3 separate regions of the Homo sapiens genome follow, and all the other regions are linked to region 1. The links are chromatin contacts, found by Hi-C or POLR2A ChIA-PET in ENCODE. All regions are on one chromosome and are shown on one strand. Each heading gives the region's core, a stretch centred on a gene start or an enhancer-like site at or near the end of the contact. The rest is flanking DNA. Distances are from core to core; before and after follow the strand shown.

Region 1 (2,700 bases), core at 80-2,579:
CTCTCCTGTCCTTCTTCACATCCCTTGGCTTATCATCTGCAAGAAGGGGCAGTAAGGCTCTTTGGTAAGCGGGTTTCTTTGACTGGAATGCCCAATCCTCTACTGCCAACCCTCTATCCATCTATTGTAAAAACTACAGAATTCCTGGCCATCTAACTGGGCAACAAAAGTGAAGGCCAAGAGAAGATACCCAATGCCATCTTCTCCCATTCCAGCTGGAGGACTAAGACTCTAGGAGGCAAGGGGAAAGGGTGTCCTGGCTTTACTGTGAGAACTGGAGCAACTAAATTTTCTTCTCTGGGAGTCAGTTTTCCCTTTAGAAGGAGAGAGCTGGGCTGGAGGGCCCCAGGGGAATATGGATCGGTGGCAAAAAGAATGCTCAGCAAGCAATTTAACTCCTCAGACCGTGCCCCATCTTCAAAATGAGTGACAATAAAATGAATAATTGCACGTGGTCCACAAGGCCCCTGAATTTAAGTAAATCACACAAAGTGCTTAGCAGAGTCCCATGAACATAACGCGTTCCATAGATGTTACCTCTATTCCTGCTATTGTCATCATTCCGACCCTAACATTCAAGGTGTCTCTATTAAGCAAAAGGATTCCTTTGTGAATAATTTTAATCCGCCAATGTACTCAAGGGTCTATCTTAAGCACAGCTCTAGAGCCCTGATTGTAGCGCTTTCCATGGCCTGACGACCAGCTTTCCTGTCTCAAGGGGAAATCTGAGAATGGCCGAACAGCCATGACAGTCCTCTCGAAGAGTTCATTCCCCCTTCTCTCCGCGACCTGCTGAGGTCTGAGCCCGACTTCCCCAGCACGCCCATCTCAGTCACCATTGGTCGCCTCCTCGCTGGCGTGACTAAGACCCAGCCCTCTTCTCGCTGGGACCACTCTGAGGCGATCTGCGGAAGCTGAGGGGCCTCGGAGGAGGGGCCGCGATGCATCTCGGGCTTTGTAGTCCACCTGCACAACTACAGCCAGAGAGCGGGGCCTCACGAACCGGAGAACTACAATCCCCAGCAGCCGGGCGGAAGCGGAGCGAGGGGGGGCTCGCGTCACGTGGGCGTTCGGCCTGGGCGGGCTATTTCTCAGTGCGGCGGCGGCGGCGGTGGCGGCGGCTCCGGGGACCGGGGCCTTTTGTTTGGAGCGGCTGCGGGGGGGCCCCGGAGCGGCGAGGCCGGCGGCCTTCCCCAGCTTGCTCGGTCCCGGCCACCCCTCGCGGGGGTGGGGGGCCGCCCCCTGGGCCGGGCATCTCCTCAGGCGCCGCCGCCCCGCCCTAGGCCGGCCCCGCCCGGCCTGAGGGGAGGAACCGGCCGGGCCTCGCCGCGCGGCCCAGCCACCTCCGGAGTCGCCGCCTCTGCTCTCAGTGCCCCGGATCGGAGGCCGTCCATCGCCCCTCGGGCCGACGCCATGAAGATCAAAGATGCCAAGAAACCCTGTAAGACGGGGGCTGGGGCCCGCCAGGTTGGGAGGGCACCCTTGGGCCCCGTCTGAAAGCCCCTTGGCTGGGCGGTCGGCTTCCAAGCCCGTCGCTCCTCGCCGGCGCTTCGTCCGGTATGGGGGCGGAGGGACCATTTGAGCCACGAGTTCGAGGCTTCCGTCCTCCCCATCCCCCTATTCATGCATGGTGAATGCCTGCCGCCCCCTAGCCTTTCCTCCCACTTTCTCTTCGAGATCTGGGAGGTGCCAGAGGGAATTTCTGATTCTGATTTTTGTCAAACCAGACTAGTCTCCTCTCCCAGCTCCCCCTGAATTCAGGTTGAAAAGAGGCGGTCGCGGCTGTCAGGTTGCGCTGGCGGCTTTTAGCACCTGTTTTTAGGGATTTCCGGGCTTCCTGCTTGTGTCCTTGAAATGCCGGTGGGTTCCTGGGAGTTGTCACTGTTGTTACAGTTGGAGCTTTCAAACGTACGTGCATGCAGTCTGCCAGTGTGTAATTGCTTTGGCTTGTTTTTGTTTAGAATATCAACTAGTTCATGTTTGTTTTAGAAAACGCAGATAAACAAGAAAGATAAAGTCACCCGTATTCCCCGCACCCGGAGCGAACCGCTATTAATATTATGGTGAATACCCGTAGATATTTTTCTATGCATGTACTTAAATTCTGACTATGCTTTTAGAAAGGTCGACTTTCATTTGCTTCCTTTTATGTTTAGTCTTTTAAAAACCTTTTATTCCAGTAATTGACTTATTTAATCACCCAGCCATTGTGATTGTCACTCTTTTTAAGTATAGCCTCCCAGAAGGACTAGGAACGTGGGGATTCATGCTCATCTTAGAGTCGTATTGATACTTTTGCTGTTTTTACAGTGTTTCATGTGATCTCTTTAACTGTTAAGAAATCCACAACTATAAAACAGGGCGCTGACACCTTCCCTGCCCGCCTATCGGGGTTCCTGTAAAACTCACCTGAGAGGCAACAAGCCAAAACCCTGTGAAAACTACAAATTCCTATATAACTGTAAGGTAATTTGGTCTTAACTTCACAGGTGAGGAAATTGAACTTAGCCCCAGAGTAACTTTTCCAAGCATGTACCAACCATGTGCTATGTGGTTCATAACTCTAAGGGGACTGACTCATAATACAGTGTTCTTTCTCTTGCACCCATAGAGCATTGTCTAAGTACTTTATCTGGTAGTTTCATCTGTTAATTAAAATTTTTAAAAAATTATTTATAACTGAATAGATCCTGTCATAGT
Region 2 (2,700 bases), core at 119-2,618, 1.2 Mb before region 1:
ACAGGGGCCTAGGTATTACTGCTTTTGATGCAAGATTTTTCTTCTCAGTCGCTTTGCAAGCCGGGGACCCCCAGCCAGTGACGCCCTGCCCAGGTCTCACTCAGCCCATCCAGCTCACCAACTATGTTATAGCTTGTACCCATATTCAGCGGTTCCGGATCTCTTGTGCCGCACCCAAGAAGAATGAGGATACGTGGGGCATTGAAGGGTGAGGAGGGCGGAGAATAATTTTCTTGAGCAGTGAAAACGGCTTTCAGTGGGGGGGCGGGGGGATGGTGGGGGGTGGAGGTGGGGCACTGGTTCCCCTACCCCAAGATTGGAAAGTTGTCCCCTCCCCGTCCCTCCCCACACCTTGTGTGACTGGGTCTGGGGCCTTTTATAGACTCAGAATGGGGACTGCCGATTTGTTTGTTAGTACGCAAAAAAAGGTTAAAGGGAAGACACCACTCAAAGGTGGGCATGACAGTGTAGAAAACCAATTAGGAAAAGGTAAGTTTATGTAAAATAAGCGAAGGGTGGGGATCAATCAGAGGAAAGTGTGCCAAATGGTAGGACAAGTTCTCAATCCAGTCTGAGGATTTAACATACAGCTTGACTTTCAGGTTTTAAACTCTTCGGCTTGGAGATGGGGTTTCACCGGGGACCCACCCCATCTTCCTACCCATTTGGCTGACTCCTGCTAGTTTGACTTTTAAAAAGCTCCCCGGGTGGCTTGTAATCCCAGCACTTTGGGAGGCCAAGGCAGGAGGATCACTTGAGGCCAGGGGTTTGAGACCAGCCTGGGCAATATAGTGAAACCCCATCTCTACAAATTAATTAATTAATTAACTAATTAACCAAGTGTGGTGGCTGGTACCTATAGTTGTATCTACTCAGGAGGCAGAAGCAGAAACCTGGCTCAAAAAAAAAAAAAAAAAAACTCTCGAGGTGATATGACTATGCAGGCAATGAGGCAATGTTGAGAGCCGCTATATATTAGAACATGAGAAATTTAGGTACTTTTGGGCCTCTCATTTTCAGTTTAGCTCAAAGTAATCATGGCTACTGAATGCCTCCTATTCATTGAAGAAGCTTTTGAGAAAAGAAGAGAGATTTCCATCTTCATGAGCAGGAGAGGTGAGATGTGAAGCTCACCAAAAGCATCAAAATTTCTACCAAATTCAATGGTGATAACAGTATTTAATAACTCATCCAGCAAAGACAGTTGCTCACCCGGAGAAAGGGGTGGGTTAGTCCCCACAGTCAGAATTCATTATAAGAGCACTGCACTCAGAGGCGGTAAAGAGTGACACGCACCTCCCACACACCTCAAGTCCAGATGCCACAATCCCCCACGGGGAGCTCAGAGCCTCCCACTCACTTCTTGGCTTTGAAGCCCTAAGTATCGAGGGTGTGTAAGACAGCAAGCAGCCTCTTCTCACCAGTGTCTGATGTCAGGGAATGTGCAAAAGGGTGACAGCCTGTCAGGGTAGAGCTCTAGGGGGCCACTCCCCTGGGATGGGCAGAGCCTCAGCATCCTACTTCACAAATAACTGTGAACTGGGGCCATCTTTCCACCAAACCAGGAACTTGACAATTAGCACATTATAACTGGATCCCCCAAACTGGGGGCCACTGGCATATTCCCAAGGACCCACATTTTTTTCCCCATTTAAAGGGATCTGAGCATTACTAAAATGTAAAAAACACTGTGGATTGGCTTTTCAACAGAAAGAGGCAAATTTTTTTTTAAGACAGAGAGTCAGGGTCTGTTCTGTCACCTGGGCTGAAGTGCAGTGGCAAGATCATAGCTCATGGAAACCTTGAACTCCTGGGCTCAAGGAATCCCCTCACCTCAGCCTCTCAAGCAGCTAGGACTATAGGTACATGCCACCACACCCGGCAAATTTCTTTTCTTTTCTTTCCTTTTTTTTTTTTTTTTTGTAGAGACAGAGGTCTTGCAATGTTGCCCAGGCTGGTCTCAAACTCCTGGCCTCAAGTAATCCTCCTCCCTGGGCTACCCAAAATGCTGGGATCACAGGCATGATCAACCTCCCTGGCTGAGGCAACATTATATAGGATGTTACCACAGAAATAATAGACAAACCCTCATGTTTCTACACTATGAGTAAGACTGAAATCTCCCTTTAAAAAAACAATTTTTAAAAAGATCAAATAGCTAAGACTGGAACCAGCTCAACAGCTGGCTACTGAATGTCCTTATAGAAACATCATCACCCTAACATCATCATCTGAATGAATCTAGAATATCTAAGCTTTTGGTTATTATACTGTCTTTCCATTAAATGAGGTAGGAGTAGAAAGAAAAAGACCATGCCTTTGTATCCCCTATGCCTGTGATTACACAGAGTCTGAATCAGACTGACCTGTGTTTGAATTTTGACCCTGACATTTATTTGCTCTATTTATTTGGCCTTGAATGCTAATGAAGTCTATGAATTTCAGGTTTTTCATCTCTAAAATGGGAATAATAAGCCTTAGTATCTAGGATCAGGGTGAGCAGAGAGAATGCGCAGATTGCATTTAGCACAGTGCCTAGAAACCAACAAATAGAGATATGATCATTAATTATTCACCACTGAACACTAGCTGAAGCTTCACCTCCTTTGTGTAGGCTTCCTTGACAAAAATGCTTACGCGCACGCGCGCGCGCACACACACACACACACACACACACACACACACACACACACACACACA
Region 3 (2,700 bases), core at 16-2,515, 1.8 Mb before region 1:
CTGGGGCTTCCTCTGCATAATGGGAACCCTGGTCTCCACAACCTCTCATCTTAACCCAGACATTCTCTTCTGTTGATTCTAGGTCTTTAGATGATAATACAACTTTTTCAACCAATTGTCAATCAGAAAATCTTTGAATGTATCTATGACTTGAAGCCTCTGCTTTGAGTTGTCCTGCCTTCCCGGACCAAACCAACGTACATTTTCTATGTATTGATTTATTTCTTGTATCTCCCTAATATATATAAAACCAAACTGTAACCTGACCACCTTGGGCAGGATCTCCTGAGGTCTGTGTCACGGGCTATTGGTCACTCATATTTGGCTCAGAATAAATCTCCAAGTATTTTATAGAGTTTGACTGTTTTTGTAGACACCTGGGACAGGAACTCTTGGCAGAGCAGACCCCTGGAGGCAGCACCCCTGCTGCTGTGCCTGCTTTCAAAACCCCATGGCTCGTCCTTCGTCCCCTCCTCTCTGTCTCTCTGTGACTTGAAGAAGGATGAAAGGCGGCCTGCAGGTGGACCACAAAAGTGGGAAGCATCATTCCCACCCAAGAAAGGAAAGAGAACAGAAGACGCCTGATCAGAGCCTTCCTGAGGTCTCATCTCCCCTATCTCCGGGGAGCTGAGAACCACCCCCAAGGATTTGGTGGGTCCCCTCCCCAACAGGCCCCTCCACCTCTGGTGAAAGAGCTCTGCCCACTTCTCTGCTTAGTCTGAGCTGATAGGAGGGAAAAGGAGAGCACTGTATGAGTCACAGGTCTCATTACCTCCCCTCATAGCCCAGGGGAAGGGGAGATGGCAGAGGCGGGTAGCAGGCAGGGCTGGGGATGTGCCATGGGGTTCCCCTGGCTTCTCCCCACAGAGGCTGAACCTCCTGGGGGAACATTTGAAAGCCTCAGAGACCAGCTATGGTGCCAAATACTAATGGCCTCAGTTTCCCTTCCTATCCCCCACCTTTGCACGAGTGTGAGTACTCACCCCCCGTCAACTATGTGACCTTGGGAAGACCCCTCTGAAAGACCTCACACCATTCATGTTAGTCCTCCTTCCCCACCTCCCCACACCATCCACACACCACATGCATCAAGCCCCACCGACTTCAGTCCTCAGCATCCTCGCCCCTCAAGAGGGCTGAGAAAAGGAACCATGCTCTTCACGAGCCACCATACAGACGTGGGAATTCCCCTGAAGGTCAGAACCACAGCTCCTTCTCAGCAACTCCTTCTGGCCCCAGGAGTGGGAGGTCTCATGGTCCCAAACAAAACGGAATTGCCTGTGACTCATACCCAGCCCTGCCTATTGAGAAATCTACTTCCGGTGTTGGGGGTGTGGGGTGGTGCGGAACTGGAGCCAGGAAGGGGTGTGTTTGTGTGTGTGTGTGTGTGTGTGTGTGTGTGTGTGTGTGTTCCTCAGCTTCCTGGCTACTGAGTCTTCTCAAGACCAGAGCTCCCTGGCTTTTCAGAAAACCAGCTCTCAAATCATCTAGATCATCTATCCCCCTTACTAGGTAGTCCAGTGTGGCCCAAAGCCTATTTGGACTTTTTTTTTCTTAAAGGAGAAGAAAAAAAGAACCAAGTGAAAACAGAAAATAATTCAGCCACGTGAAGCTGAATTATTATAGCTGCCCCATGTGAGTCGGGAAAGAGAAGGGTGCTTCCTAAAACATGTTAGACAAGGCACTCTGCGGCTTAGTCCCATCCTCCACGCCCCGAAGTCTGCAGCTCTCTCATCATCTTTGCTGCTTGAGTTTTGAGAGGGGCCCAGTGTGCCTTCTGCAAAGCCTGTGCCACTTGCTTCGAAATGTGGCTGTCTCTGGAGGGTTCTCACGAGTCCCACGCTGGATCCTGAGGGCACAGAACTGAAGCTGTTTCAGTTTTTGGTTTGCATGTTGTTGTTACTGTCGCAAAAGGGAAATATCAACTTGGATATTAACAAAATGGAGAACTGAGACCCACCCTGCGATTTTTGCCATTTTCTCATTTTGGTAGAACAAGAGCAAAGAACAAAGGCGCCTTCTAATGGCATAACCTAACTTTTAAGGTAACAGCATCATTATATGTTTAAAGCAAGAAAAGAAGAGGAAATAATGTTTGTCAAAATCTATCATGTGTCAGACATTTTACCGAACTTTCTCCCCTAAGCCCAATGACATAGGTACTTGTGTCCCCATTCCATGATGGGGAAATGGGGGCTAAGAAAGGTGCGGTGACTTGGTTAAGGTCATACGTGTAGAGATGAATGCTAGAGAAAGGATTCAAAATCAGGTCTGGCTGTTGCTGAGTTTCCTGTATTTTCCAAGTTCTTACACTTTCCCTAACTTCCCTGCCTTCATCTCTGTCCTCTCCTCTGCTTACTCTGTTCTTTTCTGTTCCTCAAACACACAAAGCTCATTCCCACATCAGGACTTTCTGTCTCTCTTTGTTTGGCTGCTTCCTTTCTTATCATTTGGGACTCATCACAAAGGCCACCTTCTTGTAAGGTGACCTGACCATTCCTTTTAAAGTAGTACCCTCTGGGATATTGCTCTGTTAATTTACTTTACAGTACTTCTCACTCACCTACTTTGTTTATTTCCGTAGTCTGTGACCCCCTACCCACCCCTCACTGACCCTGCAACAGACACTAGAATGTAGGGCTAGTGAGAGCAGAGGCCTCTTCTTTCTTGTTCTTCTCTATATCCAAAGAGTCTGGAGAA

The links. A loop is a pair of places that touch in the nucleus more often than their neighbours do. ChIA-PET counts read pairs that join two places held with the same protein, here RNA polymerase II (POLR2A). Pooled maps may share reads with other maps.
Region 2: a map of IMR-90 shows a loop between it and region 1 (5-fold over the local background). The contact joins the enhancer-like site here to the promoter of PANK3 in region 1. A Hi-C loop is called at or near these places in 1 of 168 maps with a recorded cell type or tissue (IMR-90), 1 of 37 single-sample maps with no recorded cell type and 6 of 50 pooled maps. POLR2A ChIA-PET finds 5 or more read pairs at or near these places in 1 of 52 experiments (CD8-positive, alpha-beta memory T cell).
Region 3: a loop to region 1 is called in a map of natural killer cell, with 16 times the contacts of the local background. The contact joins the promoter of LINC01366 here to the promoter of PANK3 in region 1. A Hi-C loop is called at or near these places in 2 of 168 maps with a recorded cell type or tissue (CD8-positive, alpha-beta T cell and natural killer cell), 4 of 37 single-sample maps with no recorded cell type and 10 of 50 pooled maps.

The regions. Positions count from the first base shown.
Region 1 is chr5:168,577,997-168,580,696 of GRCh38, reverse strand. PANK3 (pantothenate kinase 3) reads left to right here and starts at 1,329. Exons shown (of 7, transcript NM_024594.4): 1 at 1,329-1,441. The coding sequence starts at 1,414. RefSeq lists a silencer at 1,052-1,381 and enhancers at 898-1,441, 1,532-1,601.
Region 2 is chr5:169,804,439-169,807,138 of GRCh38, reverse strand. The region is part of intron 26 of DOCK2 (dedicator of cytokinesis 2); the gene reads right to left. Among named protein-coding and RNA genes, the nearest start is that of DOCK2, 170 kb to the right of the region's middle. RefSeq lists enhancers at 1,589-1,638, 1,769-1,818. Within about 2 kb of position 1,368, at least 3 of the 41 ENCODE cell types and tissues checked have a DNase peak (open chromatin) inside an H3K27ac peak, as active enhancers do; they include IMR-90, where a contact is called at or near this core.
Region 3 is chr5:170,329,958-170,332,657 of GRCh38, reverse strand. LINC01366 (long intergenic non-protein coding RNA 1366) reads right to left here and starts at 1,265. Exons shown (of 2, transcript NR_108025.1): 1 at 1,081-1,265. RefSeq lists enhancers at 1,029-1,198, 763-1,962.